2 separate regions of the Mus musculus genome follow, and region 1 is linked to region 2. Evidence: chromatin loops called from intact Hi-C (ENCODE). Cell type or tissue: left cerebral cortex. All regions are shown on one strand. Each heading gives the region's core, and the rest is flanking DNA. Links, peaks and the distances in the headings are about the cores only. Region 1 overlaps Eya4 (EYA transcriptional coactivator and phosphatase 4). Region 2 holds the start of Gm24655 (a small nuclear RNA gene).

Region 1 (16,965 bases), core at 5,104-13,103, 56 kb after region 2:
CTGATGTACAAACCCATCTTATAGCATTTGATAGTAGAGTGTTACTGTGTAGTTAGTACCAATTAGTCAAGAAGAAAATTATCTGCAACTCGTTTATTAAATTTCTAGCAAATATTTTCAAAATTCAGGAAACACAACAAATTGCATTTTGTAGAGTGCAGCTATGTGCTATTTTTAACACTGGGCTCATAATGTCATGCCCTGCCTGCTGTGTGGCTGGAGCCTTTCTGAGTCAATCAGCAGCTGGCATGGTGTATGCATTGAGATGCTCGCTGCCCATTTAGTTCAGCAATCCCCATGAGGAGAAGCAGAGCTCTTTCTAAACTCCAGCAACTTACCAGGCAGATGCTTTCCGCCCAGTCGGTCCCCAGGCCCACCTCTAAGAAGACAGACGTCCTCTGGCTCTCTGTTCTCACTTTTGGCTGGCTTCATTAACCATCATGCAGTCTAGAAGCACAACCACTTCCCTTGAATGAGCTCAATCCTTCTTTTACTCCCAGAGTTTTGCCTTCAGTCACAGAGTATCCCCATAATCATATACACTCATTCTGTATGAGGAAGGGTTCCACACACCTTTAGACACTCAGTGTGCAGTAATATCAGGGCATGAATTCCTAGAGATGAGCTCCGGGAAGAAAAGCCTCTTGTTTCCCTCACTGAGCCAACATCTTCCATGTACTACTTTTGGATCTAGAACTTCTGTGCTAAACATGCTGCAGGCTCAGAATTTGCATGGGATGCATAAATCCTGGGACAGAGAGACGGCTCAGAGAGATCAGCATTCATTGAACCTCCAGAGAATCTGTGTTCAGCTCTCAACACCCAGGTCTAGCAACTCATGACAGCTTATAACTTCAGCTCCATTGTGATCTAATGCCATCTTCTAGCCTCTACAGGCATGAACACACACACGCACATGCATACCCCCCACTCCTGCTCTCTCTCTCTCTCTCTCTCTCTCTCTCTCTCTCTCTCTCACACACACACACACACACACACACACACGTACATGCACACGCACACGCGCGCACACATACATATGCAGGCACACACAGGCGCATACCTACACATGTGAGCAAGGCACATACCTACCCGTGTGAGCAAGTGCATATAAACATGAACATATATGGTCGGCACACATACATATAAATAAGGATAAAATAAACCTTTAAAAAATGAACGTGTAAATCTCTATGGGGTACAGCAGCACCACACCAGGCTCAGTATGTATTTGGAGTTACCTGCCCTCCCATCCAATTCGATTTCCCTGTAAGAAGTGGAGGTCTTTCCCAGTTCCTTAGAGTTTTTGAATAGATGTTACTAGATACGGAGTTGGGGGAGTCTCTGTATGTATTTATCTCATAAGAGATCAGATTTGACTCCAGGAATCAAAATAAATCAAACTAAGGCACCAGATGCACTACTTTCTGGTAAATCACTTTGATCGAATGAATGTGGAGCAAATGACATTCTCCAGAAATACCTCTCCGTAAGATTTCTGAGGTGTCACTTTACATCAGGAGAGGCAGGAGAGGGTGACCAGAAACAGCTATTTCTGCAATTAATCACTAATAGCATGTGGGAGAGTCAGACATTTTCTCTTCGCTGGAGAATAATCCGTGCTGTCAGGATGAAGCATCCAGACTTCTCTGTCTTCCATCGTGCCTCTTCCAGGCCAAATTGACCATTTCATTATAAATATGCATATGTATATTTATATATGTATACATATATATGTACATACATATATACTGTGTGTGCGTTCATTTCTTATATATGTGTGTGTGTATATATGTTTGTGTGCATGTATGTGTTTATTAAGAGAAAAGAAAATTATTCAGTGTAGAAATTCAGAAAATGCGTGAAATCATGAGAAACTTAGGTCTCAATGCCTTTCCCAAATAGCACAATTGGCTGAGTTTCTCTCAGTCTTCTTAAGCCAGTCTTAGGGCTGGCATCCCTGCTTCTGAGCATCTGGGCCACAGATGATCTGTTACCACAAGCACAAATTTAATCATGCTATTACCTGGTCCGAAAACCATTGGTGACCTCCCTATGACTGTTAGAAGGCTTGCCATAACTTTAAATTTTGGCTGTTTGTATTTGTGTCAAAGACCAGGAGTCTTTGAAAAATATAGTCCAAACCTAGATTTTAATTTTGACAAAATTAACTTCACAAAGTTAAATGATTTAAACCAGAATATGAAGTGTACTAATCAGACAATCTAACAACTAATTAATTACAGGAAATGGAGAGAATAATTTATATTCAGACAGTTTTTGAAAGCAGGAGACTGGTCTATTGTATAATAACCAGTCAGTTTAGGTGGATTTAGGAAGCCTGATGGAAAGGTTTACAAAAAAGCAATGTAAGAAGAAAATAGTTCTTACATCCATCTTGGGCTGTCACGTCACTTAAAGATGTGTCGTGAGCAATCTCTACTTTGTAAAGCTCAGTTCATAAATGCTTGGCATATGAAATAAGCCTCTGTCTTAGCAAAATGAATGATCAGCCACAGAGCTGTACTTAGCCGGGAAGAATCTGTCATTTCAACTTTCTTTATGTAAGCTGAGGACATAAAGCGAATGCCGAGGAGATGGGTGTTTGACAAGTAGGAGGCTATGCACTCTGGGAGGGGGAGGAGGAGGGTGTACTGGATGCTTGGTGGGTTATAGGCTGCAGTGGCTTCTGAAAGCTGCATGTTTGATGTGTTGCTTTGTGATTCTTCCTGTCTGACACCATTCCATTTCCTTAAACAATTATAACACATAAAGAAAATGAATCTCTACTATCTGGGAGGATGAATGGGAAGACTTCACTTCCTCAGACTGTTCCTGCTGTGTGACTTGCACCCAGACAGAGACACTGAGGCAGCTACAAGAACATGGAGATGAACAGGAGATGATCAAAAGACAGGCTCCTGATCCACCCCCACCCCCACCCTCCGCCACTCCTGAGTGAGTCAACCCATTTTATTTTTATTTTTATCTTTTCCTTCTGCTTTGACTTTTTATTCTTAAGAATTGGATATTTTCTTGGTTTACATTTCAAATGTTTCCCCTTTCCAGGTCTCCCCTTTAGAAATCCCTCTATCTCACCCTCCAACCCCTGCCTTTCTGCCCTGGCATTCTCCTACACTGGGGCATCAAACCCCCTCAGGCCCAAGGGCCGCTCCTCCCACTGATGTCCAACAAGGTCATCCTCTGCCACATATGCAGCCATGGGTCCTTTCATGTGTACTCTTTGGTTGGTGGTCCAGTCCCTGGGAGTTCCAGGGGTCTCTGGCTGGTTGACACTGTAGCTATCCCCATGTGGCTGCAAACCCCCTCAGATCCTCCAGTCCTTTCTCCAATTCCTCCATCTGGATCCCACTCTCAGACCAATGGTTAGCTGGCTGCGAGCATCCACCTTTGTATTTGTCAGCCTCTGGTAGATCCTCTCAGGAGACAGTCAAATCAGGGTCCCATCAGCAAGCACTTCCTGGCATCCACAACAGCATCCTTGCTTGGGGACTGTATATGGGATGGAGCCACAGGTGGGGCAGTCTCTAGATGGCCTTTCCTTCAGTCTCTGCTCCACACTTTGTCTCCATATTTCTTCCTGTGAGTATTTTGTTCCCCTCTCTAAGAAGAACTGAAGCTTTGGTCTTCCTACTTCTTGGACTTCATATGGTCTGTGAATTGAATCTTGGGAATTCCGAGCTTCTGGGCTAATATCCACTTATCAGTAAGTACATACTGTGTGTGATCTTTTGTGACTGAGTTACCTCACTCAGGATGATATTTTCAAGTTCCATCCATCTGCCTCTGAATTTTACGAAGTCATTGTTTTTAATAGCTGAGTAGTATTCCATTGTGTAAATGTACCACATTTTCTGCATCCATTCATCTGTTGAGGGATATCTGGGTTGTTTCCAGCTTCTGTCTATTATAAATATTGCTGCTATGAACATAGTGAACATGTGTCCTTATTACATGTTGGAGCATCTTCTGAGTATATGCCCAGAAGTGGTATAGCTGGTAGTACTTTGTCCTATTTTCTGAGGAACCGCCAGACTGATTTCCAGAGTGGTTGTACCAGCTTGAAATCCCACCAACAATGGAGGAGTGTTCCTCTTTCTCCACATCCTTGCCAGCATCTGCTGTCATCTGAGTTTTTTATCTTAGCCATTCTGACTGGTGTGAGGTTGAATCTCAAGGTTGTTTTGATTTGCATTTCTCTGATGACTAAGAATATTGAACATCTCTTTAGGTGCTTCTTGGCCATTCAAGTTTCCTCAGTTGAAAATAAACTATTCTCAACAATAAAAGAACTTCTGGAAGAATCACCATGCCTGACCTCAAGCTGTACTACAGAGCAATAGTGATAAAAACTGCATGGTTTTGGTACAGTGACAGGCAGGTAGATCAATGGAATAGAATTGAAGACCCAGAAATGAACCCACACCTCTGTGGTCACTTGATCTTTGACAAAGGAGCTAAAACCAACCAGTGGGGGAAAAAGGCAGCATTTTCAACAAATGGTGTTGGTTCACTGGTGGTCAACATGTAGAAGAATGCAAATTGGTCCATTCTTATCTCCCTTTTACAAAGCTCAAGTCCAAGTAAATCAAGGACCTCCACATAAAACCAGAGACACTGAAACCAATAGAAGAAACAGTGAGGAAAATCCTTGAGCACATGGGCACAGGGGAAAAGTTCCTGAGCAGAACACCACTGGCTTATGCTCTAAGATCAAGAATCAACAAATGGGACCTCATAAAATTGCAAAGCTTCTATAAGGCAAAGGAACTGTCAATAGGACAAAATGGCAACCAACAGATTAGGAAAATATCTTTACCAATCCTATACCTAATATCCAATATATACAAAGAACTCAAGATGTTAGACTCCAAAGAATCAAGTAACCCTATAAAAAAATGGGGAACAGAACTAAACAGAGGTTTCTCTGTGTAGCCCTGGCTGTCCTGGAACTCACTTTGTAGACCAGGCTGGCCTCGAACTCAGAAGTCTGCCTGCCTCTGCCTCCCAAGTGCTGGGATTACAGGCATGCCTCACCACTGCTCAGCATGCTACCCAGTCTTTAAGTTCTCTGAGAATTTATACTGTGACTCAGAAAACAAAACAAGGAATAAATAAAACTCCAATGCCCAATTTCTACTTTAACTGTCTCTTATTTGCAGTGATAACAAACTAATACACTCAGAACCCAAATAGCTATGTGATCTAATTTATTTGTTTCCAACCTCTTCCATAGCTCCATCATCATATCCAGTGGCTCTATTACAACATATACAATGTAACTTTCCACTTCAGCCCCCACTGATCTGAGGCACTGGACCTCTTGAACTATTCCTAGAACTTCAATTAGAGAATACAGGAAAAGAGCCAAAATAAAAGGACAACCAAACCCTAAGCATAAAACTCAGGGTCTGAAAGCTACGGAGTAATGATGTGCATGCAAGTTGAGACACTGGCAGTAAGGCTTGAGCTGTAGACCATCTCTCTCCTTCCATGGCTTTATAGATCAGTCTTACTGCAAACCAATGAAACATCCAAGACTTCATGAGAAATGACTGTACTAATCACCTACTCATTTAATCTTGGAAGACCCACTTGAGGAGGTTCAATCCAGTGGTTTTCAACCTTCCTAATGCTCCCCCCTTTAATATAGTTTCTCATGTTTTGGTGACCCCCCAACCATAAAATTAATTTTGATGCTCATTCATAACTATAATTTTGCTACTATTATGAATCATAACGGAGATATCTATTTTCCGATGGTCTTAGAGGACCACTGTAAAAGAGTCCTTCGACCCCCACAAAGGGATTGAGAACTGCTGGTTCATTCTAAAAAAACAGGTAACAAGTACACGGTTAGCTCTACACTCTGCTGACCAGTGAAGGTAACTCACCAGACGCTTCCAAAGAAATTTAAGAAATGACTGGTGACGGTATAGTTTATAAAACATACAAAAACCTAAGTTTTGAAGCTTATTTAAATCAATGCTCAGGATTTTGTAGACGTTTTTTCTAAGAAATCTGCTCAGTTTGCTCTCATGACCAAAGGGTCAAGCAATGCTAACTCTTGTGGCTATAATGATCCACAAGGCAGAGCATGTCATTTGTCTTCGTCTGGCTCCAGCTGCATCCACACCTGTAGGAATCTGTCAACACAGCCCAGAAAAGGCAAAATGAATTAGAAACCCTCCAGTGAATGCCAGCCAAAATAATGAAGAGAATGGGGAGGAATCCACATGAGGTCAGACTTTGAAATGAGACAAAACACTCCCCAGATAGGGAGAAAGGGATTAAGCTGTATTATGACTTGAGTTAACTAAACCACAAGAGAATTAAACCTCAGTCTTAGGACCTCTCTCCGTCCATCAGTCATCTAGCATTTCCAGCGGAAGTTTGCTTTATAATGGGAAAGAAGTGGCTTAAATATGTAGGAGTGTAGTGCTTTGTGTTCTGATTAGTAATTTTTCTGAATTCGGAAAAACAGCATATTTTAACAATGTAACGATGCACTTGGAATATTTTCATGGCTGCATGGGCTCTACAGCTACATCGTGTGACTGACAGAAACATAGGTTATTGCAATTACAGTCTGAAGTTTTCAAGATATGAGAAAATCCAACCTATTAATAAAGAATTTAGATACATACTATAGGCAAAATTGGTACATGCTCTGCTGATTTGACACGGTAAAATTCTGGGCAAGATTTCCTGAAAGCCCCCCCAGGTTTCCCTGCTGAGAAAACAATATAGGATTTAATTTTTAGACAGGCGACTATTATAAACAGAAAAAGATTTAGGGATTCTGGAAGCACTTAATATGGTTGCTTTATAAGCAAAAAGGAAAAAAATGTATAGAACATAATGCTTTAACTATTCCACAAAAGGGCTTTCTCACTGTTTTATTGTATCTTGTTTTGTCCTGTCTAGCTGTTGTGTCTTGGAGACCTGCTCTTTTATAAAGAGGAATTGGAGGAGGAGGAAGTCTGGGAGATAGGGGTGGGAGAGAGGAGATGTGGAAGGTGGGGAACTGTGGTTGGGATGTTAAATAAATAAATAGATAAATAAATAGATGGATAAATAAATAAATAACAAATAAATGTTTATGTGTGTCTTCATTATAACTGTCTTGTTGTTGTTACTCAATTACTTTTTTTTCTAAGAAACTTTTAAGGATAGAGTTGTCATATTAAAATGTAAAAGCTGCAGGCAGAATTAGTTTTGAGGTAGGGGGTATGAAGGTGCATATTTCATTATTTGAGATATCTATTAGGCTTGTACATAAAAATATGTAAGCTGCTTAGTAAACATATATAACTGTTCCAGGACAGCCAGGGCTATGCAGAGAAACCCTGTCTGGAAAAACAAAACAATAACAACAACAACAACAAAAAAGGTGAATTAGGTGCTTTTAAAAGTGTATGGTCCTTGAATAAATAAACTGATTGAGGCTTCTTAAACATTAGTGATTGCATTGAAATGAATTTCAACACATCTTTAAAGTTGGCTGTTCACTTCTCACTTCTCCTGATAATCACAACATTAGCAGAAGCTAGATCAAGAAGACAGAGACCACAGCCTTTGTTAAGTTCAGGAAATCATTAAGTTCTTAGCAAACCATTTCTTTAACACATGAAGAGGAATAGAATCAATTCTTCTTATTACCCAGAGGACCCCATCCCCTTCTTTTACTCACTACAAGTATTCTCTCATCTTACCCTCTTCTTTTACTCACTTCAATATTCTCTCATCTTACCCTCTCTATAACATAATACTAACAATACTCCTTTGAGCCTCTTTAGTGGATTTTTGAGATGGCAATGTGGTCTGGGTGACACCAAGCTGTCACGAACAGGCAGCTGGCATTCTTTCTGTGGGTCATTTGTCAGCCCAATTTCACCAAAATGTATATTCCTACCATGTTTTAAGTAATAGAACAATCGTTACACAAAATTACCCTGTTTTAATTGTATTTCCTCCTCTTCCTCTGACTTCTGCCTGACAAATAGCTTCTGCCAGTCAAGGTCTCAAAATAGAACGGTCAAGGAGGGCTGGAGAAGATGATCCAAAGGAATGTACCACATATGACAGGGACTGTTTAACATGTAGCCCTCCCAGACAAATTGCATTTGAAGCAAGTGCAACAAAATAATGAGGTAAATTATTCCCTTCCTCCATCAGGAATAAAAGGGAATAGTAGTAGAAGACTTTGATTTGTCTTATTATTGTTTGGGGTTTGATGTTGATAATGTTGTTGTGTGTTTTTCTTTATGAACAAAGATTTGTAGGAACATCTGATAAAAACAAACCGAACCAATAGTCATTGGACTAGGAGATATCTATTATATTAAACAAAATCTATTATCTTTCTATTATCTATTATATTAAACAAGAACAGAATACAACATAGTTTCAAAGAAACTGGACGGAGACACATATTTACATGACTGACTTCACAGTGACTGTAGAAGAAAATTAGCTTTGAAATAACGTTTTAGTTTGTTTCAAGAGTCTGGCCAGTAGGAAGGTTAAGCATAGAGTACTCTGAGACATGAAAAAAATTAGGTTCTTCATTCCATGCATACATTTTATGGTTAACATAAGAACAACATACTCTGGACATGGTGACCAACAGAGACAGAAGCAAGGCCTCAGCAGATATTCAAGGAATTTACATTTCTCTGTGTACACATTCTACCCTTTTTCCTATGACATCGAGTTTATGGTTTTAAGAGTCGGCAAGTTCAGCCCCCGATGTCTGGCTCTTAGTATACACTCGGAACATTGCTTCCAAGTTTTCTTCTCTGTGCTCTGCATGCATTTATAAATTCTCCTTTTCCCAATCTACCATTTACATCTGCAGCCAAAGCATTTCTTTCCAAAAAGAGGAATTAAGGCCAAGCAAGACAAAGAATTTGCTGATACATATATATCACACCGAGAATACTCTTAAGCCCCACACGCGATTTAATTACTTCCCCACTATAAAAACATTTCCCATCTGCATCTATTTTGATCATTCCAAACCCAAGATAAACACTCTATAAAGCTAGCTAAATACATGAGTGACATTTGCTTTAGGCTCTAAGCAGGGCAACATTTTGTCAGCCAGTGTTTTCCCTAGAGTACATTTTATGCTGATACATTGTTCCATATGGTGTTCAATTCTCTTAGATTTTTTTCAGAACACTATTACCAAATCCTATGCTCTAAAATTTAAGCTGAAGGTAGCATGCTTTGAAAATTCCTGAATAGAACAGCAATGGCTTGTACTGTAAGATCGAGAATCGACAAATGGGACCTCATAAAATTGCAAAGCTTCTGTAAGGCAAAAGACACTGTCAATAAGACAAAAAGGCCACCAACATATTGGGAAAGGATGTTTACCTATCCTAAATCAGATAGGGGACTAATATCCAATATATAAAAAAAGAACTCAAGAAGGTGGACTCCAGAAAATCAAATAACCCCATTAAAAATGGGGCTCAGAGCTAAACAAAGAATTCTCACCTGAGGAATACCAAATGGCTGAGAAGCACCTGAAAAAATGTTCAACATCCTTAATCATCAGGGAAATGCAAATCAAAACAACCCTGAGATTCCATCTCACACCAGTCAGAATGGCTAAGATCAAAAATTCAGGTGATAGCAGATGCTGACGAGGATGTGGAGAAAGAGGAACACTCCTCTATTGCTGGTAGGATTGCAAGCTTGTACAATAACTCTGGAAATCAGTCTGGTGTTTCCTCAGAAAATTGGACATAGTACTACTGGAGGATCCAGCAATACCTCTCCTGGGCATATATCCAAAAGATGTTCCAACCGGTAATAAGGACACATGCTCCACTCTGTTCATAGCAGTCTTATTTATAATAGCCAGAAGCTGGAAAGAACCCAGATGCCCCTCAACAGAGGAATGGTTACAGAAAATGTGGTACATTTACACAATGGAGTACTACTCAGCTATTAAAAAGAATGAATTTATGAAATTCCTAGGCAAGGGGCCTAGCAAACACATAAGTGGATGTTCACAGTCAACTATTGGATGGATCACAGGGCCCCCAATGGAAGAGCTAGAGAAAATACCCAAGGAGCTAAAGGGATCTGCAGCCCTATAGGTGGAACAACATTACGAACTAGCCAGTACCCCGGAGCTCTTGACTCTAGCTGCATATGTATCAAAAGATGGCCTAGTCAGCCATTGCTGGGAAGAGAGGCCCATTGGACTTGCAAACTTTATATGCCCAGTACAGGGGAACGCCAGGGCCTAAAAGTGGGAGTGGGTGGGTAAGGGAGTGGGGGGGAGGGTATGGGGGGCTTTTGGGATAGCATTGGAAATGTAAATGAGGAAAATACCTAATTAAAAAAAAAGAAATTCCTAGGCAAATGGATGGACCTGGAGGGCATCATCCCGAGTGAGGTAACCCAATCACAAAAGAACTCACATGACATGTACTCACTGATAAGTGCATATTAGCCCAGAAACTTAGAATACCCAAGATATAAGATACAATTTGCAAAACACATGAAACTCAAGAAGAACGAAGACCAAAGGGTGGACACTTTGCCCCTTCTTAGATTGGGAATAAAACACCCATGGAAGGAGTCACAGAAACAAAGTTTGGAGCTGAGAGAAAAGGATGGACCATCTAGAGACTGCCATACCCGGGATCCATCCCATAATCAGCCTCCAAACGCTGACACCATTGCATACACTAGCAAGATTTTGCTGAAAGGACCCTGATATGGCTGTCTCTTGTGAGGCTATGCTGGGGCCTAGCAAACACAGAAGTGGATGCTGACAGTCAGCTATTGGATGGATCACAGGGCCCCCAATGGAGGAGCTAGAGAAAGTACCCAAGGAGCTCAAGGGATCTGCAACCCTGTAGGCGGAACAACAATATGAACTAACCAGTACCCCCTGGAGCTCGTGTCTCTAGCTGCATATGTAGCAGAAGATGGTCTTGTAGGTATAAATTATTTGACATGAAATATTGATAATGAAGATGATTATCTTGCTATTTTCCAGCATGATCCTTCCCATATGTTGCTTACAAAAATTATCCAATTATTTATATAAATCTTACTAAATAAATCATAGGTCTGTTAGTCATAGCTGCAGTGAAATTATGAGGAAGTGTCTCAGGAACAGGCTCTAGAGATCTCTCTCCTCCCCATACATTCTAGATTATGTTGCTTTGTAGACAAAAAATCTGATGATCTGTCCACCTCATAAAGCCTTAATACACAGAAATTATTCAACCTTATTTTGACAACTAATTTTAAAGACAAAAGGCCAGGTATCAATAATTCCGTATCATTACATATGCCCTTAAATTACCTAAAGGAAAAGCATACAAACAATCATTTAATAGGTAAAAGAATCAATTACAGGAATATCCTACTACATAGGAACAATCATTTAAACAATCATTTAATAGGTAAAAGAATCAACTACAGGAATATCCTATTGACTGGTAAATAGATGGTCTATGATGTACATTGACTCTTCAAAAGGAAAGTATGGGAGCCTTAGCAGTTTAATGATATCTGCATTGTTCTGGTATTCTGAGAAATATCACTACATATATCCTACGCAGGAAAAAAAGTCGCAGTACAGCAGTGTGCATTTCACAATAAGCAGTGTCTTAATAACACAGAGCAAGTCATAGCACTGGCATGGTAAGGACGTGTTCCTTGTATTGCCATGGTATTCGTATACTCTTTGACTTGTCCATTGAAAATGGAACCCTGGATTCTGAAATGAAAGCAGTGACAACACACAGGCTTGGAGCAGATCTGTTGGGCAACTAGCCCAACCACAAACAAGTAAATGCTATTAAATTCCTATATGAAAGGCGTAGCCATTTTAATTTTTCTCTTCTACCAGTTCCCCCAAACAATAACCAGAATGTTAAGTTGATTTTGAGATTTTTAATTTGCTAGTACTCTCAAAATTCAGTCACATTTCATTAGAAAGAAAAATATGGAGTTTAATAAAAAACAGATTCAATGATTGTTTGGGCCCGAGTACAATTCCAGAAAAAAATTCATAAGAAAGTTTTAAAATGAATAAAAATAAGGTTTTTAAAATAATACCCATGGAAAAGTTTTTGAAGTGTTGCTAGAAATTCTTATATTATTCTTTGAAGTTGACTTCAAACTTTTCTTTTAAAAATGGATTTGGGGATTAATAATGCTCTTGCCAGATATGCACTCTATCTGTCTATCCATCCATCCATCCATCTATCCATCCATCCATCTATTCCTTGAAAATATCAGTGCTTCAATCTGTATCATATCAGATTTAGAGTATGACAACTTAGTGATTTTCCAAAACGGTAATTTTTCTTAATGAAGTTTTGGTTTTTATTACTGTACCTGGAATTCTGAGGTTCCGAAACATCTGCTTCTGGGCACGTTTTCTTTACCTGTAGGAAGAGAACACTAGTTATTATCTTATGAGAATACAACTTCCTCACTCAGAGTCACATGCTCTTTAAATACAAAGTGGCTCTGGCTCTACCCACAAACATCTCTGTACACTATTCCACACACTGTGTTCAATAGCACACAACACTAGATACTACATTTCATTATTGTCACAGGAACAGCTGCCAAATGTACTTCCCTGGGTTCCATGACTATGTAAAATATGTGGTTAAAACAGCCGTGGACCAGAAGAACAAAGAAACCAAAGAATCAAGTTCCCCAGTCAGAAACCAGGGAGTCTCACTGTTCTCAGTCCACTGAGAATGCTTTGCCAGAGGAGGGGATTCTGTCTCCTATTAATGCATACATCATCATCAACAACAACGAAAACAACAACAATAATAGCACTAGTGAAATCATTGCTATGTTAAATTCTCTCATTTCCATCTTGACTGAGCATTGAATACATTCTCGGCATGTCAATGAAGTTTGACCAGTGTAGACTTTTTACACAGGCTTGCACAAACTCCAGATTAACTTAGGTTTTTAACCCATATATAGGTGAGGAATGAAAAGTAGCGTTTCCTTCTGGGAGTTGCCATGCAGGTCACCTTCTACAAGTAAGACAACACACGAATCCGTTGTCTGTTCCATTTAACCTAAAGAATATATAACTGTCTGATTTGTATCTGTTTGTGTGGGAATGTCTTCTGAGACAGTGTCTCATGGAACCCAAAAGAGCTTGGAGCTTGGTATACAGCTGAAGGTGACCTTGAACTATTTTATCCCCCCTGCCTCTTCCAGCTAAATCCTGGGATTACAGGCATATGGTACCTTGCCCACCTCATTACTGTGGTCCTATAGGAGTATTGTATATGGAACAGACTCTTCAGAAACTCTTCATTCATATTAGGAACATATAACATACATTCCCATGTCACATATTATAGATGTGTGCATTAAAGAAGCATTTCTGGGCAACCTACAGAAGTCACTGAGTTTTAATCTCAAGTATGTAGCCTGGAGGCCCAGCAAGCATAGCCCGCTCTGCAGAGGATGACACTTGTCAGCCTTTATCCCAGCAGTGGGAAAGTCCAGTGGGGGATAAGAAAGGTTTGATTAGAGCAATCAGAACACATATACATGTATGAGATTATCAAAGAACACATTTGTTTGGTAAAGTTATCTTTCTAAATTCAAATGAGCATTTAATTTAGTTTCTCAAAAACTAAAAGGGTATTTAAACCTATTATAAAGTCTTTGCCAGCATTATAAATAGAAAATAAGAAGTAAACAGAAAGATATCAAGATAAAGATTTCCTGCAAAGAACTACCAGATGAGCATGTAGAAATGATCCCAAGCTGCATGCCAGTTTCCTCAAGAGGGTAACTTTGGGGCTGACTGAAGAAGTCTTAGCAGCCATCAGTGGAGACTCACGTTCTCTTAACGAGTGCACAGGCTTTATTAGGCTTATAGCTTATACTAATAAGAAGGAATCTCTTATACTTTAGCCATTATTAGAGCTGTGTTTCTACTTAGATTGTTAATATTATATCCAGCCAGCTTGTTGTCAGATGAGGGGGAAAAGTAGTCTTTCGGAAGTGTAAGAACTAAATAAGAATTGAGCAAGTGCATGTGGTATATAGGGAGCAAATTAACTCTGCCTTAAGAACATGAGAAAAGAGGCAAATGGACTCTGAAATGAGCATTTGAGGCTGTAAACAAAAACAACTCTGTGTACCCCAAAGAAGGTATTCTACCAACAAGGAATTTGCCAGACAAATCACATGATAATGCCCCTATACCAAGTAAAGAACTTAGAAATTTGCCTTCGGACAGTTCAGACTGTTGAAAATCTCTAACATACACTTGGAATGGGTACAGTCTAGAAGGCAGGTGGAAAGGGACACAGTGGATGCTGAAGGGCAGAGAGGAGTCATCCACAGTATCAGAGAAGATGCTTGTTCATTAAGTGAGTCAGCAGCTTAGCAGCAAACATAGCTAAGATGCAAGCTGAAATAGGAGCCCGTGGGGGTGGGGTGGGGTGGGGGTGGAAGGCATTCTGTACAGACATTTCTGAGCAAAACTGAATATTACAGTTGACAGTAGTATTAATATGTTTTGAAAACTGTGCCTGTCCTTGAAAATCTGCAGCTATATGAAAGTCCAAACCCTTTCTGCTTCACGGTGATGTCTAATTTCTACTTGTTTATTTGTTCATTTATTTTCAGCTGCAGAGTAACTACAGAGTAACCTGTAGCTGGAGGCATTCCAGGCAACTGTTCTACCACTAAGCTGTGCACAGCCTCTATCTGATTTCTTAATCAATAGCGAAAAAGTTAAATAGAACTTTGGAAAATGTAGATATTTACTAAGTTTATTATGTTCCGCAATGGCAGGATCCACCAGCCTTGGACTCACTCTTCTATTTGAACAGCATCTTCTGACTCGTGCATGTTCTGGAAGAAAGCATGCTCTCACTGAATGCATCACCTCTGACTCCAGTAAAATTCAAGCTGACTTGGAATAAGCAAGGCTGGAAATAAGGCTCAAACTCAGGGTCACAATTTAAGTGCAAATCCTGGTTTTCATAGAATATCCAAGAGTTCAAAGGCAGCATGGACATATGTAGTAAGAGTCTTGCTCCAAAGTTCAACTAAGTAGGTAACCAATAAAAAGAAAAGAGGGATAGGCAGATCAATTAATAAGTAGCTAGGTGTGCAGATATATAAAAGATAATAGGTAGGTAGAAGATTAGATGGATAGGTAGATAGATGACAGATAGATAAATAGATAAATACATACATAGGTACATAGACATACAGATACATAGATATATAGAAAGATATATAGATAGGCTCATAGATAGATAAATACATATATACATACATATATCATACATACATATGTACATAGGTACATAGATACATAGAAAGAAGGAAAGAAAGAAATAAACATAGATAGGCAGATAGATAGATAGATAGATAGATAGATAGATAGATAGATAGATAGATAGATAGAAAGAAAAGGAAGAAGAAAAAGAAAAAGAAAAAGGAGCTGAGTTGCACATTGGTTAGACAATTTGCCCAAATTCCAGCAAAAACATCAACTTGCCAGGAAACAAAAGTAAAGGGTATGTACCAAGTCTGTCCTCTCCTGTGCTGCGTTTTCAAGTTGTTTTTATTTTTTAAATTGTCCTTCCTCCCTCCCTGCCTACCCCTCCCTTCTTTTTCTTCTTTCTTTCCGAGGTATGGTTGAAATACAAAAAGGTGTACATATTTAATGTGCATAGATTTATGACTCTGTGATAAGAATATAACTGTGATGTCATTGCCATAATGTGCTACTGAGGATATCAATCTCCAAAAATCTCATCTTACCTGTGTGCCTAGGCTAAGGAAACAACAGAAGTTCTTCCGTCTTTGGACGTGTTTATATATGTAGCAGACTGCTGTTATCTGTAGGCACTATGTTGAGCAGCATGTCTGAGGACTTATCCAACTGAAACTTTGCTCCGTGGACTCACAAACTCTGTGCATTAAAATTAAAGAGCCACGGACCACTTTCCAAAGAAGAGCACACTTGTTACTTCTTATCACTGCAGAAATCTCTCAGCACATCTTCTAAATTAGGCTACTAAAATAACTGCTCTTTTAAACATCAAAGACAGATAACATTTAAATTCAAGGTAAGGAAAAGAAAGGAGTCTCAAAAGGTTATCTGGTATCTCTAGCATCTACTGTGCCAGCACCACTACCCCAATAGTTACAGTCAGGGTTTGTTGTGAAAAGCAGCTTACTTCCTATCAGTGTGTTCTCATAGCAAAACATTACTGAAAGCCAGAGAAACACCAACCACTCTCTAGGCATGAACAGAATTTCAGCTGCTCAGCAGGGTGGCCAGCAGAGATACACAGCCATGGATTTACTACTTAGAATTCACATCATGGGTGGAGTGAACTAAACCATTCCATGCATAAATACACACTGGACCTCAAAAATCTGAGTATTGACAAAAGAAAGTAAAAACATCACTGTATCATTTGAGTTGGGAAGTGAGATGAGATCTTGGATATATTAGATCTGATAAAACATTTCCCCACATTTCTTCTTTTATCACGTAGCCACTAGGAAATTTAAAATATGGTTGCGTCAGTTTTCAGCTGAGTAGCCTTGGCCTAGAGCAGCAAGAGCCTGACTTTGGGGATCATGTGACCGATGAGAAGTGATGGAGGAGGAGCATGCTAGTGATAAACGAGGAAATCAATGCCAGAAGAGCCAAGAGCACAGAAGAAAACCAAGGAGAATAACTTGGCAGCGAAAGCAGGCAATATTATTTAGTCAGACAACCACCATTTATAAACTCATCTTTCTATTTAAAATACAATTTATTGGTCAAGACTGTTAGCTGCATTGACCTGAGTAACATAAGAATAATATGAAATAAGTTGTAGAGGATGTGAGATTTGGTGTTACAAATAGTATTTTTAAAAGCTAGGAAATATAATTTTTAGA
Region 2 (16,965 bases), core at 3,576-11,575:
AGGAATGTGCACAGGCAGCATGGGCTATAGATAAGCTGCCTCGCTTTGAGTGATGTAAAGTGTTGTACCAATTATCTCTTCAAGCCTGTTTCGAACCATCAAAGATGATGTTTTGGGGAGAAGACCTTAAAAGGGAAAGTCAGGTTATTTCAATATTTCATTCAAATATGCACCCCGCTGTGGAATGTATCCAAAGGTTTGGAAGTCTTTCCCTCCTTTAGCCATCCGCCTTGACTAAGACTGATGCACTTTCTGCACATACATGGATTCTAATGTGTCGAGCCAGTTCCTTCCCAGCCAGTCGGTACTGGGCAAGCACACAGAGTGTCTTTATTAGGCCATCTGCTGTTCATTCACGTTTCAAAAAGATTAAAGTAGTACACAACACAGCGCTGGCATGAGTTTAGTCTAATCAATCATAGTTAAACTTCAAAGCACTACACCCTTTCTGAGTTGTTCGTATGAACGGTGGAGCTAAACGTTTAGAACGGCAAAAAGTGACAAATAGGTTTAGGTTGCTGGCTGGTTCATGCAATGTGATATGTTCCTATGTCCAACTGCTATCAAGTGCCCCTGTGAGCTTCACAGACATGTGTGCAGTGTGCTCAACATGCGGTGTGTCTGTCTTAAGTGTGTAGTGTTCTTACCCTGCTGCTTGGCTGGTAAGTGTAGAATGGAAAAATAAAACTTTAATTTTCACAGCAACAGTGTACAGCAAGCATACACTCCCCAATACTGTGAATCAGTTTTGAGAGTCATCGAACTGTGACCATAAGGGTGTTACATTCTAAAGATTTGGGGAACTGGATTTAAGTAAATTCTCTCTATATATTTAGAAATAAAACATTACCCTTCACTTACATTCTCCAAAACCAAAAATAATTTTAAAAAACCTTGAAATCAAATAAATGAGAAAAGAGCCTTGTGCTATGTTCCATGGAAACTAACTTTTCATTATTTTAATTACCACAATATTGAATACTATAATAGAAACTGAGTTAAGAAAGACTTAATTTCATATTGGTTTTTCTGATTTTTGATAGGAGTCCCTGTTGGGATAATCAAAATTTGAGCTGTCCATACTGATAGGCTATCCTCAAGATTGAAAAATTGTAGGGATTTCAAATAAGACAAAATAATGAGAAATATTAACTTACAACATCTTTTATTAAATCAGACAAAGACGAATTCTATATTCCAGAAAGCCCCACAGACCTGAACACTATTCCGAACATATAGAACACATATTCCCTTCAATGAATGAATTTAGAGGATACTGTACCCCAAACACTAACGGCTTGATTGACCTTTGGGGCTTGATATTAATATCTGTAAAACAGGTTAGAAGACAAAACCTTTGGCTTAGAAAACTGAGCTGATTATGAAAGTGATAAAAGTCCATTGCTAAATCTCATCCTTTTTATTCAAATTGATAACTGTCTAGATATGGTAGGCAACAGCACAGTTGTTTATTATGTTGGTCCCTGGAGAAGCTGTCTCTCCAGGAAGATCTGCAGATTGCTTTGGGAAAGTCTGGAAACTGTTGAGCCATGCTTTGCCACTTCACAGTGACTCACACCTTCCTCAAGGCACCGGATTCATTACTCTTATTGTGCTCGATCACTTCGCCCAACTGGGGGAAGCTGTGCTGGTACCTTTGGACTGTCTTGAGAATTGATTTTATAACTTATAATGAATGCCCATTACCAGTTTCTCACAGGATGGGATCAAGCAATGTTAAACCTTTACCTCCTTTACCATGATTTAGTTTGTAACTTAGTGCTTCTCAGGGGGAAGAGAAGCGGCGGGGTGTACTTAGCCCGGTAGGGGATGTTTTGCAATACCACAGCCAGGGTACTACTGATGGTTGGACTACATGCAGAACTCTGTTGAGTGTCTCACACTGCAGCCTGCGGTGACCGCAGAATCACTGCTTAGCAGAGAAGGTCCATTCTGGCCCTCTGCCATCCGTCCAGTAGACTCTCCATAGTTTTACATCTGAGTTTCCACTCAGGTAGCCACCAACCATGGGCAGGAACTACATAATTGGAAAGGGGTTGGCTTAACCAGAAATGTATTTGTTTTATTTCAGTAAATTTTAATTTACTGAAACTAAATAGTCATGTAGTAGAAGTGGCTCCTTGACTTAGACCATGGAACCCTAGAGAGCTCTTAGCAGAAAAGCAAGAACGCGTCTTTAGAGGTACTATTCAGGACAAGTGGGAAGAGTGCTTACACTCTTTCTTTCTTGGCCATCACCGTTTCCAGTGCAACCCCCCAGTCAGGGCCTGATTGTCAGCACATGGTTCTAGGCTAGTCTCTGCTTGACCATGTGGCCAAACCACTCTGCATGTCTTTGAGGATTTTCATACTCTTATTTGTAAAATGGACTGCAAAGTTCTGAAGTTACAACCTGTGCATTGGCAGCTCATCTTTCAAAAGACGTGCAAGTTCTTGACGCACAGTAGCAACTGCTTCATAATTTAATGCACTTCCACCCCACCCGACCCCCGCCCCCCCAAACGATTTGCCTACATTTACTTTGTAGAAAATTAACAATAGTTCTGGTTAGCAAACACCACAGAGTAGTGAAATAAGCTTGCGCCTTTTCTTCTCCTATGAGGCAGGTGGCTTACGGAGAGTAATGCTCATTTGCTCCCATGCGTCTTAATGCCAGGCTGGCCCACTAGGACTGAGTTCTGTCTAGAGTGCTAGTATTTATGTGCGTGTAGGACAACTGCTCCAATTGGTGTGAACGAATAAAGCTGGATCATCTGTCTCCATAAAAATGAAATATGTTTCATAACACGGCATTAGACTCAAGGCATCCCTCAAGTCTTTCTGCATAAAGCACACCCACATAAAATCCTTGTACATGAGAACATGAATAAACATAAAATATATTAAAGCAGAGCTACAGAACCAAGACTTAACTGCCGGAACACTTTTCTGGGCTTCATGTTTATTTTTGTGATATACACATTCTTTCTTGGGTTTCCAAAATTTTATTCATTAGATAATAAGCCATACAGAATAGTAATTTTAAAAGAGCCTTTAAGTCAACTTAATTTGTACTCTTTATACCCAGCTGGGAGTTATCAGGTATTTATATTTGAAAAGGATTGATGTTTAAAGACATACTATTGTTCTCTTTGAAGCACGGGACCACTATCCCAGGCTGGGTTCTAATGTAACCAGCATGTGTTCTCCAGAAACCCATTAACCTTTAATACTTGTCTTTCAGCTGCCTACACAGGAGAACTTTCTTAAACCCAGAGAGGAAACAAGGTTGTTTAGAAGGAATCAAATGGATAGTTTTACATCTAGAAGGGTAGACAGAAGGCAGTTTTTAATGTAATTTAAACGGGCAGGTTGAAGGAACAAAGTTAGCTATTATGGACCTAATTATTAAATTGATCAAGCAGTGTATAAAATAATGAAGAGAGCTGGCTCGGCTAATGAGAACATCATGGGATTTTTTTACCGTGCAGCTGAAGGCTTGGCAAAAGGGTTCCAAACACCATTTCAAAACACACGTAATTTTAAGATAATTAGTTCTTCTGGAAGGTGGGTTTCTGGCGGACCTTCTAACTGTGAAAACTCCTACAGCTTTGAGCCTGTGCTGCTCTCACAGAGGACGATGTGCAGGGACCCCAACGTGGACACAGAGACACGAGCTAAAGGCTTTACCTGACCCAGTAAAAGTGTCAAGCGCTCCATCTCCAGTCGTGGTAGTGGACTCACTGCTGTGCAAGGGCTCTGTTTTGACTGCAAGAAGAGACACTACGCAGAAGAATAAGTACAGGTGAGTTTTACTTCTACTCCACAGTAAAGGCCCTGGCTGCTATTTTTCTTTCTTTCTTTCTTTTTTTTTTTTTTTTTTTTTTGTAGCTATCATGGGCATGCAAGAGAAAACTTGAGAAGTGAACCGAGGAAAAGCTTTGTTAATTTAGCTTCTAAGTGGGCATGCATTTATAGAGGATTGATTCTAAAATCCTCTGGCTGGTCTGGTTCTGAGAGTCTGGCTTTGAAAGGCTGCGAGCCTTCAAACGGGAACCAGCAGCCCTTGGATTGGCATTTTTTAGAAAACTCTCTTAAGCACACTTGCACACACTAACAGACAGAAGGGAAGTCAGGGTTCTCACCACTCAACTCAAGGAATCGCAGAGGTATGTACAACTGTGGGTTTTAATCTTTCAAAGAAAATAAAATATGTAGAGAAAATTGCATGAGGGTTCAATGGAGGCATAAGCAAATCCATGAAACCCCGAGCCTAGTCTCACCATAGGTGAAAGACAAGGCACTCAGTAAATATTCTGATAAAACAAACAAAGCAAAACACCAAAAGAAGTTCTTGTAGTGCTGGGTACTTTCTATTTAACAGCATAACCTTTTCTTTCGAGGACGTTGATATCAGTACTGAATGAGAGAGGACATCTACAGCATCACAAGTTTCTCCATAAAATGCCTACCTACGTAATTTTGACAAACTCCTCCCTTGGCACGGAAGCGGGCTGGCACACACTGTCATCGTTATCACATGCAATGACACAGCCTCTACTAATTTGGTCACACCATATTTTCCCTTTGTTGACAAAAATCCTACCACATGTGTATATCATAGCAGTCAGGAAATAAACTAAGTTATTTTCTACTTGACACATTCCATGTGCCCTGGCTGTTAAGTGGGCTGGTGCAGTTAAGTAACTTAGAAGCAAGCAGACCACTAGAGGAGAGAATTTAATACTAGCCGACCATGAGTCAGTGTGGTACAAAAGACTAGTGGGCTCATCCAGCACCCACCAACCAAGCAAGAGAGAAACATGACCCCATTAGAGAAGCGGCTGGCTAACGGGAAGCATGCAGTGATGTTACACCCTTCTGTAGCAAACTCAGCCAACCTCTCATTGAGGTCTAGCTTTAGTATATACAAGTGAATAATAACATGAATTGGTAGGAGATTCAGACAACTATAAAGATTGAATGCAGGAAGTTAAACACACACACACACACACACACACACACAGATACACATACACACTTAAGAATTACTTATTTTTGGAGAAGGGGAATTTAAGGTTTCTTTCTCTCTCTTGTTTTTAATAGTAGCAATAATCTGTTTAGTCTAGCCATCTGCATAATAGTGAATAATGGATCTGTAGTTATTACATTCAGTAATTTGCCTTTACAATATATCCGATATACCTGATCTGCATTTACCACTGCAAGAACTACTTACTATTACAAAGTTATTTATTATGCATTCAGACATGACTAAGTTTTAGAACATGTACATTCAATAAACTTTGATTGGAATTTTGTTGGATCTTTATACTTGGCATTTATGGTCTGTGTACCAGTGTGAAGTTGTCATATCCAGACAGTAGCTCTGAGTATGACAAAAATGTGATTCCCTTTAGAGTAATTGAAAATACTTCACTATAATAAACAGCTGTAAAATACTGGGATATGCTACCAGACTATGTTATGCGTGTTTCCCTCATGGACTATTGTTTTAAAACACAATGAAAACCAGCATTGTTGATGCATTACCACACACTCCAAATGTGCCTATCACAGTCTAGGCAATCCAGACGAATGGATGTAAGCCATATAAATGACGAATTCGTTTACTCCCACAGCAGTTAGGTGACGCTATTACCATCTTTTTCAAATGACAGACTGAAGCATGAAGCACAAAATTGCTTGCCCTGATCACATTGCTGCTAAGAGTTTGAGTTTGACACCAGCTGGTGAATTACAGGATCTGCTCTTTACACTGTATTGCCTGCTAATTGGGATTACTCCCTAGCTGCATAAAGATAACACAGAGGACGATGTAGATGGGTGTTTGTGAATCTGTCTCATTCAAAGTCTGCATCTTACTTCTTCTGACACCTGTGACAAAAGCGTAGCCCAAAGACTTCTGGAACATGAGGCAAGAGACATCTTAGAGCTTCCAAATTCTAATATGGCTAAGTTCTCATTCAAACAAGTCTCTGTCTGTAAACAGTATTGTAACAGAGATTTATTATACCTCTACTAAGATGTCTCTGTGTGAGACAAGGGGGGCAGAGGTGAGCTGAGTTTGTCAAAGCTGGTCTAGAAGCCCGACACGTTGATGATGATTAGTGTTGTTACCATGGATACAAACTTCAAGAGTTGATTTAGGCATCACTCAGCATTGGTTTTGATTATAATTTCCTGAATTTGAAAGCTTCAGGCAGTCAAAAGGAGATCGGAGAAGAGAAAAAGAGGTTTGGTCCCATTCATAATTCTGGTGACATCTTTCATTAATTTAAAAAGTCTGTATTCAGGACAAAAGTGGTTTATTTTACTGAGGAAAGCCATCCCCTGGAGAGAATGTGAAGAAATGCAGAAATACTAAGAGGTTCCCAGTGTTCTAACATGAATGGATTTTAAAATAACAAGGTAACAAAACTGATACTAACATTTGAAGGGAGAATAAGTACATTAATGTCAAATTCCTTTTTCTTTGCAGGCAAGGGTAGTACAAAGCAGAAATGGGCAATGCCTGTGGTTATAACACTGTGGAATCTAGCCCACAGGAGCTAAGCAGGGCTAGGCCTGGTTAATTCTTGGATAGCAGAAAAAGGAACAAAATTAACTCTCTTTTTCCAACAGGTAAATTATTTTTACATTTTATGGTCATTGGTAAATCACTTGCATTCCTAGGAAAGTATTAAGTTATTTTGTTATTATTACTTGAAGAATGGGCAACTTGCTAATAACAGCTATTCCAATTTTTCTCAGTGGTGGAAAACTAAAAAAGATAAATCAATACTTTTATATCATAAAAATTCTCATAAACATTAGGACAAGGTTATTAGACTACTTCTAATACTATAAAATATGCTAAGTAGCAGAAAATATACATTACACCAAATTACAAGTAATCCTTTGTAATGGACGTCATATCCACTGGGCTTCCAAACATACTTGGTTTATGTTCACACTTTTTCTGCCTTGCTTTTGTTTCTGCATATTTTTATTTTTTTACAGAAAGAAACCTCTTATTTATGTTGAAACATCACGGGAGTCATGTAGGAAGATGTCACAACAGGAATAAACAGCCCACTTATATTTCAAAAGGGCACGTGACAATGGTATTAGCAGAACTCATGAAAATAAAAGCCTGCAAAAAATATGGAATGCTTTACGAATGTGTGTGTCATCCTTGTGCAGGGGCCATGCTAATCTTTTTTGTATCGTTTCAAGTTTAGTATATATGCTGCAGAAGCAAGCACTTGTTTCTGCATTTTTAATGATATATAATAGATATTATTCAGGTACAAAACTATATTTTAATGTTATGTCCATGGTGATACTAGAAAATTTTTCATTAATAAAAGAAGTCTCTTTTTTCTTACTATTTTTCAAAACATAAAAATCCAAATTCAGTATATATTCACAAAAATACTAAACTATATTTTAATTTTGTAATGTTAATTTTGTAAACTAGTATATTTCAAGCAAGTGTTGTTATTACCTATTTTTAGGATAGCCTCCAAAATCATTTACATATTAAAATTGGAAGAAAAACCTTGTATAGCAGATAGCTCCAAATTTTCAGCAAAAATCAAATTCCTGCATCAAATACTTTGAATTAAAATCAACAGCCAAACTCAAATGTCCTGGTTTGAAAGTTTTGAGGCTTTTTTCTTCTGCATGCTTAAAATAAGAAAGCTACAATATCTAGAAGTGGGATAGAATAAATCTCACCGCGTCCAGGATCGCTTTGAGACGGAACCCTTGCTAAGCCATTCCTATAGCTGGGTGCTTCACCTAGAGACAAACAGCAGAACTGTACTTTCTCGTACTTTAGCTTTTTAAAATACTTGCCATCTACAGACCATGTCCAGACCAAGTGTGACACTGTCGGCAGTCATTTATAGCCTCTGAATTCTCAGGTCATTTCTCATGCCTGTTCCCAACTCAGTCTTCAAAGCAAAGTTTATCTTGTCTCCTTAGAGTATCTTTAGAACCTAGGCTTAGCAGCTATATGTGGTAATTTTTTTTTTGTGGAGAAATTTATTTTATTTTCATAACTTAACCTTAGTCCGTGGAAGGCAGGTCAAGTAATTTACAGTTTGTACTTCATTTTCAGAAGTCTGTGCTTAAACTGGTATGTATGTAACGCCACACACTTCCCCCTCAACCTTGGCATACAGCTAATTCTTTCATACAGCATACTTTGGTCCTGTTTTTTTTTTTTCCTCTCCCAACTGCTCCCAAACTCTTGCCACCTCCCTCCCCACTAGCTTCAAGTTCTTTCTCTATCTCTCTCTCTCTGACTGTTGACAGATTCTACTAAGAATCTCAACAAGAAATCTATTGAGAAGATCTGGTTTACAACACTACCTGGACTTGAGCATCGCCTACCAGCTTTCTTAACCACTATGACACATCATTTATGTTTGTCCGGATCAATACATCAACTCAAAAATCTTAGGCATGTCTGTCAGTGCCTTCTCTTCCTAGGTGGACAATAAATATTTAATTTTGTGACAGAACTTGATGAGACAGTGGATGATTGTCACCCTACAAGTGCATAGTTATAGAATACCAAGACAGTAGAGTTTAGTAGTAGGAGACTCTCTTCCTAAATAAATAAGGAGAAACAAGTTTACTACCTGTGAGTTATTGTCTAAATATGAAAAGTTCTAGAAGATTCCTTGATATCTATTTCAAATGTTCCGAGTACAGCTAATGACAGTGTCCTGTTTTTGGTTTCCCCAATCTTTTTGATCCGGACTTTTCAAGCTCCAGGAGGAGTTAAGTCATCTCCTGCTCTAGTCGCTCACTTGGCTTGGAGACTCCCTGGCTTCCATTGCTATTTTCAAGTCTGTTTCGCTTCGTGCAGTGTTTTGGTGGCTGACTGTTTGGAGCACTGGGGTTTCTCATTTTCTGGTACACAGGATAGGATATAATTGGGTCTCGCTATGATTCAATTAAACAAGAAAATAAATTGTACTTTTTTTAAACATTGTCCAAAGCCCTCTCATGAGATCTAAGTATTTGTATATGATATGTATATGACTAGGCCAATGCTCATGACAGTATTTCTAAAATCCAAGTCAGAAATTACATATATCTGGAAGAAGGTTCTCAGATCCCTACAGATTTTTTTTTTTTGTCTAAAATACACCAATAGACTTGCTTCATTATGTCAAATATGTTCAATGGCCTGTATTTTTAGTGTCTGGGAATGATTATAAAGCAATGTAAGAACACTTTATGATGTGGAATCTGTATTCCAGTGTTTGAACACAGCCAGCCTCATGTATTTAGGTAGTGCTCTCTGCTGTATTTGTGTACTAACAGCAGAGCTGAAATAATCTCATGTTCATGCAGCGCTCGTAGCTTATGTGTTAAGCCCCGCCCCCCCCTTTTCCCTTCCTCCCTGCCAAGTAGTCTGCATGTTAGGATTATCGGCATACAGTACCACACCTTCCTACATTTTACATTTCATCAAGTTTTACAAATGATAAACATTTGAGGTGAAAATGTGGCTTTCAACATAAATCTACAGATAGGTTAATATAGTCGGAACTAAGGTGATGTAACTTCTTAATTCAGTTTAGGAAACATGAGATGCTTAGGTGACATAAGGTAGCAGAGTCTTAAGGTAATGTTTCAATTTACCTAAAAAGCTTATAATTAAATTTTGTTTTAATGCTAAAAAAAAAAACTGGGAAAGGCCATTAGATTTTGGCTTTGCTTCTGGTTTTATTGTAATAAATTTATCAAAGGATCTAAATCTAATATTAAAACCAGTATTAAAATAAAGTAAGTACAGCCAAAGAGATGGCTGACCAATAAGAAGTGCAGAGGACCCGAGTTCAGCTCCCAGGACCCATATCCCGGGCTCACAAGTACCTGTAAATACCACTTTAGGGCCACACACAGAGAGATCTAAAACTAATCATGAAAATAAACCGTTTAAAAGTATTTTGTCCTCAATAAGAGAGACCAAACAGGAAACATTTGTGTCATAAGAACTGCTGAGGTATCAATAAAATTCATTAAAATTTCTCTATCAGTGTCTGAGAACCCAGTTCATCAGCAGTTATTACTATTAACGCTTAACTATTGGATCAAAGTATTTCTAGCATACCAATACTACAGGGTTGGTTTCTGTTGTCCAGTTTACACATTTGTAAATTCAGAGAACTTGTAGAGTAAGAAATATTTTCAAACAATGAATGTTTCCTTAAAAAAAAAAAACTATTCTCTAATTATTATGGAATTATCTATTGAAAGAAAACTATAGTGGTATTTATTGCCAATCGATTTATCTACTAACAAAGATGCCTGCCAGGAAGACTAGAATCTTCCTTTCATATTAAGGAGCTAAGACGTGGAGGAACCAGGAACTTGTTTGATGTGACACAGCCAGTCAGTGTATCTGAATGCGATGGTCCAGATCCATCGTGCTCCTGCTGTGCACATGCTTGCCCTTACAGACCACCTGAGCATAGGATGATGGAGCAGGAAAATGTGGTCCTGTACACTTAGAAAGATGCTCCTGGGTGAGATGACATGGGCTGAATGAAACACTCGGTGCAGGAGTTCGCCATTGTAACATTGCATCACACGTTGTAACCATTTTAGAATAAATATCAGTGAGCTGTGGATGAATTTTCCATTGTAATTGTCTTAAAAAACAACCAGCAAAATTAGAATATTTTGTAACACAAGATATTTGTAACACAAAAAAGCATATAAAATTTAAATTTCAGGGTCTATCAATACAGTTTTGTTGGAACTGGGCACTGTGCCTTTATTTACATACAGGCTAGAGCTACTTTTGCTTGTACACAGTAGAGATGAGCTGTTGGAGAAAACCAAATGACTGACTACCATCATGGGAGAGCATTTACCATCTGGCTCTTTACCAAAGGGAATCAAGAATAGCTACATTCTGGCAACACATTTTAAGCATGGAAATGGAAAATATCTACAATTCAAATTATGAAAATATAAATAATGAATATAATAATTTTTATTTGTCATGTATTTTAATTTAATCTGAAATAGAGCAATGTCCAGCCAAACTCTCTATTTTAATGCCTGGGTGTGATCTACGTTTTCATTTAAATCCTAAGATGGAAGGCTCTGTAGGCCTGTGTTGGTTTTGTTTTTACTTTCGATTGCATATTAGCATTTATTCTAGGAGAATGTTTACATGTACAGATGAATGCAGTCAATATCAATAGATTGGAAGCTTTTAGGAGACTTAATTTATAATTTTATTATTTATTCATTTATTCAGTTAGTTAAGAATGAGTTTTACTATGTGGACTGGATTTAATCTTGTGAGTTTTCTACTAAGCAGCTGGGATTACAGGCATGTTCTACTGTGTCATGCTAATAATCTTATAAGCACAGCTGTCACTACTAGTAATTTTTAAAATGGTGGACTATTGAATGCTAATTCTATTTTAGATTCTTTGGAATATTTCTCAAAGAATATAAGATAGTGAAACCTTGTAGTAGTATTAAGACTATAAACTATGGCCATAAGTAGGCCATTGAGTAATTGAGTTTCTGTGAACCCTTACTGGCTTAGCCTGTTCTCATTCACATGATTTTGTTGGGCTGAAAGAACAGCATAAGAAACTGATAATTAGCTATGAGTAAATATAATCCCCAGTGGTATAGCAGTATGAACGTATAAGAACCTCCCCCCCACCAATCTAAGCATATAAGATTAGAGTTATAAATGATAAGAAAACTGCAGCCAGATGTTAAACACGAACAGGTACAAGGCCTGTTTACTTGCCAGTTTTAGCTTATAAGTGTAGAACATAGAAAAGAGGGGCAAACATAGAGCAGACAGCAAACCAGATGTCAAATCCACACACCCAAACACATGCAGTGTACCATCGGCTCTCATACTTGTTGCAGAAGAGGGGGTGTTGCAACTCAGCAGCCAGTCTGCTGTGTTTAAAACAGTCATGTTGTCCCCTGAGAACAGGAACAGTATAAGAGTTCATCGTCTGAAGGCATGCTGAGTGTCCTTGGGCAATCATCAGTGCTGGCACCAGTTTCCGACCTTTCAGCAAGACTCTAACTGTGTGCCTTCTGCGCGTTAGTGCATCAGGACTGCTTTGGTGCTCGCAACTGTGCGTATGAGTCATGGACTCCCCACTCTTCTTTCAGACAACTTCAATTATCCAGTCTTATTATCTGTCCTCAGCTCTGACTTTAAAGGTAAATGCTCATGCTCTGGGGATGTTGACTAAATATCCCGAAACACTTGCAGTTCCAAATCCATCCACTCATTAGCTTGAAATTACAGATGCGTGTTTAGAGACAAGTTAACAAGGGAAGTGTTAATCTACAAAGGGTTCGGTGTAACACATTATTAAAGTGCAGGATAGGTTGCAATGCACACAACTTGACAAAACAATTCAGATTAATTGGGAAAGGGTATATCAGTCTCACAGATACAAGAAAATATGATGTGGCAAGTGCTGATATCTGACCATATGAATAGTTTGTTAAGTAAAATAGAGTTTTCATAAACTTGACTTTGGTACCTAGGCTGATGGTGAATAATTTAAAATACAATTTACGTATTGCTTGTTTGTATATGCCATGGTGTCTCTAAATGTACATATTTTTGCACACTTGGATCATATGTTCTGACAAACTGAATGCATTTCTTAAAAATAATAATGAAGAATATTTAAAACAATAACTTATTGTTGTCATAAGTTGTGGCATTGATTGTGACCTAATAAAATGAGAAAATGCAATTAATTCTCGTTGATATAAATGCTATGTGTCATAGTATTATTTTTTTGAAAAAATGCAGTAGATATAAATATTTTATTGCATTTTAAATCAATTGCAATAAACACCATCTTAATGAAAAATGTTGGGATAACACTTTTTATTTAAATTTGAAACTAAAACAAAAATATTGAATATGCAAATTAATGCACACACATATATGTGGTGATATCTTTTATCTATAATTTTTAAATTCTGTGGAATATTTATAGGGAAAGATATGAAAAGGTAACCTTTTGAAATCTTTTGAAATATTTCTCGGGACTAATATATTCTCTATGTATGCTCATAGCTATAGATAAGGGATTCAACTTTGAAGATAAGTAGAACACTTATAAACTAGCTGGATATTTCTTGTACGTAACTCTGATCACAGCATCAGTAATAGGATTGCTATTTACTAACAACCCCTAGCATGAAGCTTGAGGCAAGCCCTTAGAGGTGACTGTGGGCATCTTTGGGATGGCACTTACCTCCTGTCCCATTTGTTGTGACTGAAGTGCTGCTGAGACCAGATTTATCCAGCTTGGAGCTCCCAGGTGTATCACTGCCTCCAACCAAGGCATGGGGACTTGCTAGGTCTTGCATTTCCATAGACCTGTTAGAATAGGAGCAGCAGAGATCAAACTGACATTTCAGCAAACATTTTTTAATTTCTCCTTTCAGTCTTTGAGTGCTCATGTATGTCAAGGGCAGCACACTGAAAATAGGGGTAGAATCCACTGTGAGACAGCATGACTTGTTCTGCTGTGCAATCCTACGTGCGTGTTCATGTAATGATGCAAAGAAAAGGTCAGACTCTGATCATGACTGTCTACTTTGACATGGATGCTGCCATGAAATAAATCATTCCTGACAGCAACACAGGGGAACGGGAGAATGTTTAATTCCCGTGACTCGGCAGCTCCCGTCGCCAGTGAGGAAGTAACCCGTAGCCAGAAGTAAACACAACTCAAGTTGATCCAAGTGGCTTCAAAACAACCCTCAGACTGACAGCCAGACTTGCAAGTCTTCTAACAGAAAACAATGCTTTCTATCCAAAAAGAGGAGACTTTGACAGGTTTGCTTCTGAGAATAGGAAGGAGTTGATGTATCTAATAAACCTGAGATCCTGAAAGGATTGACTTTTTCTGACAAAATTAAAGGAAGAAAGAGGCAACTAACTCTGTGGACCTGATTGGAACCTTAGAACATTATTTCACAAAAGTCATTCTTTTTGTTGTTGTTCTTGTTGTTTTTTGAGACAGGATTTCTCTGTATAGCCCTGGCTGTCCTGGAACTCACTCTGTAGACCAGGCTGGCCTCGAACTCAGAAATCCGCCTTCCTCTGCCTCCCAAGTGCTGGGATTAAAGGCGTGTGCCATCACTGCCCGGCCAAAAGTCATTCTTTTGAAAGACTCCAAAATAAAATTAAAAAAAAAACTTAACGCATTATCATCACCAATGATTTATAGGACCTAATAATAACTATAGAAATAAGCTATTTTTAATTAGACATGGAACATTGCCAAAAGAACTATACTGGCCTACAAGATAAATACTAATAAGATGTTAAATGTAAATCTTATAGAATATGATATCCAACCATAATGAAGTCATTCAAAAATAAAATGATAATATGATATATAAAACCCCAATTTTTGCTAATGAAATGTTATACTTCTATTTAATCTTCTAATGTAAGTCAAAGAAAAATTCAAAAATAAATGAAAAATGGCCTATAGAGCAAAATACTAGTGACAATACATCGAGTCAGAGCTTGGTATATAGTATATATGGTGGTGGTTAGTGAGCAACAGGGAAAGGGGCCTGAAAATCTATGATGTACATTTTCATCTGAAAAACTAGAAACAGAAAAATTAGTAGACACCAGTAGAATGAAACATTAGAGAGAAGAAATAGAAAAATCTACAATCAATACAAATAGTTTTTAATTCCAAACAATCACTAGAGACGTTGGTGGTATCCAAAGGATGAAAAGTCATTAAACAATGTCAATGAATTCAGGTTGGATAAAAGAGGCCACACCTGACTCAGTAGAAATGTAGAAAATCTCCAAATCAGTTATCAAATGAAGAAAATCCCAGGGATGGGGCTGTAAAAAGGGTTGGACAGGACAATGCCTGCCCTGCAAACGTGAGGGACTGTCTTCAAACCCCCAGCACTTTTAGGCAAGAGCTGAGCACGGTGGAGAATGGCAAGCGCTCCCTGGATGCACTGGCCAGAGAGATTAGTGCGCTCAAGGCTCAGGAGTAGATCCTGTCTTAGAAATGAGATAAAGAGTCATTGCAAAAGCACCCAGAGTCATCCTAAGGCCTCCCCACATGTGCTCTCTCACATACACACCACCTGCACGGGCATGCACATGAACACACCTCCGTATAAACATGTAATACACCACATGGACACACGTCACAAAAATAAAGTATCTTTTTAAATTGAAGCAAATATGTGAGGGAAAGTAATATAGTGTAAATTCTGTCATCTGGGAGAAGGAAGGATTCTCCTGTCGATGGCGAGTCCACTATCCTGATCCAGAACCAGACAAAGGCAGTTTCAAGAAGAACAACATGGACCCACACCTATTACAGACAGCCAAGACACTAGGCTACTATCAAATGGAGAGCAGTGGGCAAAGGGAGCTGGTTTAGGACCAGTGTGGTTTATCCTGGAAATGCAAGGTGGGCTTAGCAGATGCTTTGATCCAGAGATCAATGGAATGCAAAATATTGACAAATACTATGACCGTGGTTGCAAAGATGTACTGGATAATATCCACCATCCATTCACGGTGTACATTCTTGGTAAGCTAAGCCAGTGAGTTCTCCTTCATCTATGAAAACATTCATGAAAACCTCTGCAGCTTGCACCACAGTAAATGAGGAAATGCCAAAGAATTTCAGAGCAAGGACTGAGATGTGTGCTTTCCCCTTGGGTGCAGCGTTCTTCCAGCAGTGTTAAACAGGCAGGAGAAATAAAATATCAACAAGGAGTAAAGACAGAAAGAAAATGGTCTCTAGAAACTTAAGGGGGACTCCTCTTTAATTCATACCAATCTCAATTAAGATTTTTTTGTTTTTGTAAAAATTTTGTAAAATCCACTGGGTGATTTTTTTTTCCAAAGATAAACATGCAAAGACTTTCTCAGTAGTCAATAAAACCAAAAAAGTGTTTCTGTCCTCAATAAGCCCATAGTTTAGACACTGAACTATCAAGATGGCGATGTGCCAAGGGAGCTGGAAGTTGGGCTGTTCACTGTACAACTATGGTTCAACTCAGCCCAAGAAGATTCTGAGTGATCAGATACCTGGACTTAACTGCCATGTAACAGAAAGGGCTTGTGTTTGGGGAAAAACTGACAAAGGAAAACAAACACTGTCCTTTAGAGTTCATTGAGTTTTCTTATATAATATTCAAGAAACTGTAAATATTCTGAGGAATCAGGGAAACCTGACTCCTGTTGAAGAGAACGCACATTAGTGAGAAGCAGGCCTATGTATGACCTTGGCTTTAGAATCAGCAGGAAAGACCTGGCTGGGCCTTGTCTTAGGGTTTTATTGTTGCGATGAAACACCATGACCAAAAAGCAAGTTGAGCAGGAAAGTGTTTATTTGGCTTACATTTCCAGATCACAATCCATCATAAGAGGAAGTCAAGACAGGAACTCAAACAGGGTAGGGGCCTTGAGACAGGAGCTGATGTAGAGACCACTGAGGGTGCTGCTTACTGGCTTGCTCACCATGGCTTGCTCAGCCTGCTGTCTTACAGAACCCAGGGCCATCAGCCCAGGGATGGCCCCACCCACAATGGGATGGGCCCTCCCCCACTGATCACTACCTAAGAAAATGTCCTATGGCTGGATCTCATGGAGGCATTTCCTCTACTGAGGCTCTTTGCATGGTGATGACTCTAGTTTGTGTCAGGATGACACACAAAACCCAACCAGTACAATGTTGATCTTCTGTGCAACTCTACTGGCAGAAAACAAGTAGAAATTAATTCCTGGACTCTCCCTTAATTAGAGATAAAAATCTAAATAGAGGTGTACACTGTCCAGGCAAACACTGGTGTTTATGTGGTCAATGATCTGAGGAACATTAAAGGGTTGAAATGGAGTGGGGGATCCTTGCACTGACAGCCTGA

Evidence for each region. Hi-C counts contacts between places; a loop is a spot of excess contacts. Peaks named below come from ENCODE experiments on the same cell type or tissue, not always from the same donor. Only the 100,000 strongest peaks of a DNase experiment are listed, where the experiment ranks them.
Region 1: a loop joins it to region 2, with 2.1 times the contacts of the local background. A loop is called at or near these places in 2 of 42 quality-filtered maps.

The regions. Positions count from the first base shown.
Region 1 is chr10:23,214,403-23,231,367 of GRCm38, forward strand. Eya4 (EYA transcriptional coactivator and phosphatase 4) reads right to left here. Exons shown (of 19, transcript NM_001347372.1): 3 at 12,400-12,449. Among named protein-coding and RNA genes, the nearest start is that of Gm24655, 56 kb to the left of the region's middle. In left cerebral cortex, for the core only: no CTCF peak of the experiment used is centred there; a DNase peak (open chromatin) is centred at 8,944.
Region 2 is chr10:23,159,704-23,176,668 of GRCm38, forward strand. It overlaps Eya4 (EYA transcriptional coactivator and phosphatase 4), which reads right to left. Exons shown (of 19, transcript NM_001347372.1): 4 at 13,296-13,420; 5 at 3,691-3,783. Gm24655 (a small nuclear RNA gene) reads right to left here and starts at 7,268; the gene lies at 7,162-7,268. In left cerebral cortex, for the core only: no CTCF peak of the experiment used is centred there; no DNase peak of the experiment used is centred there.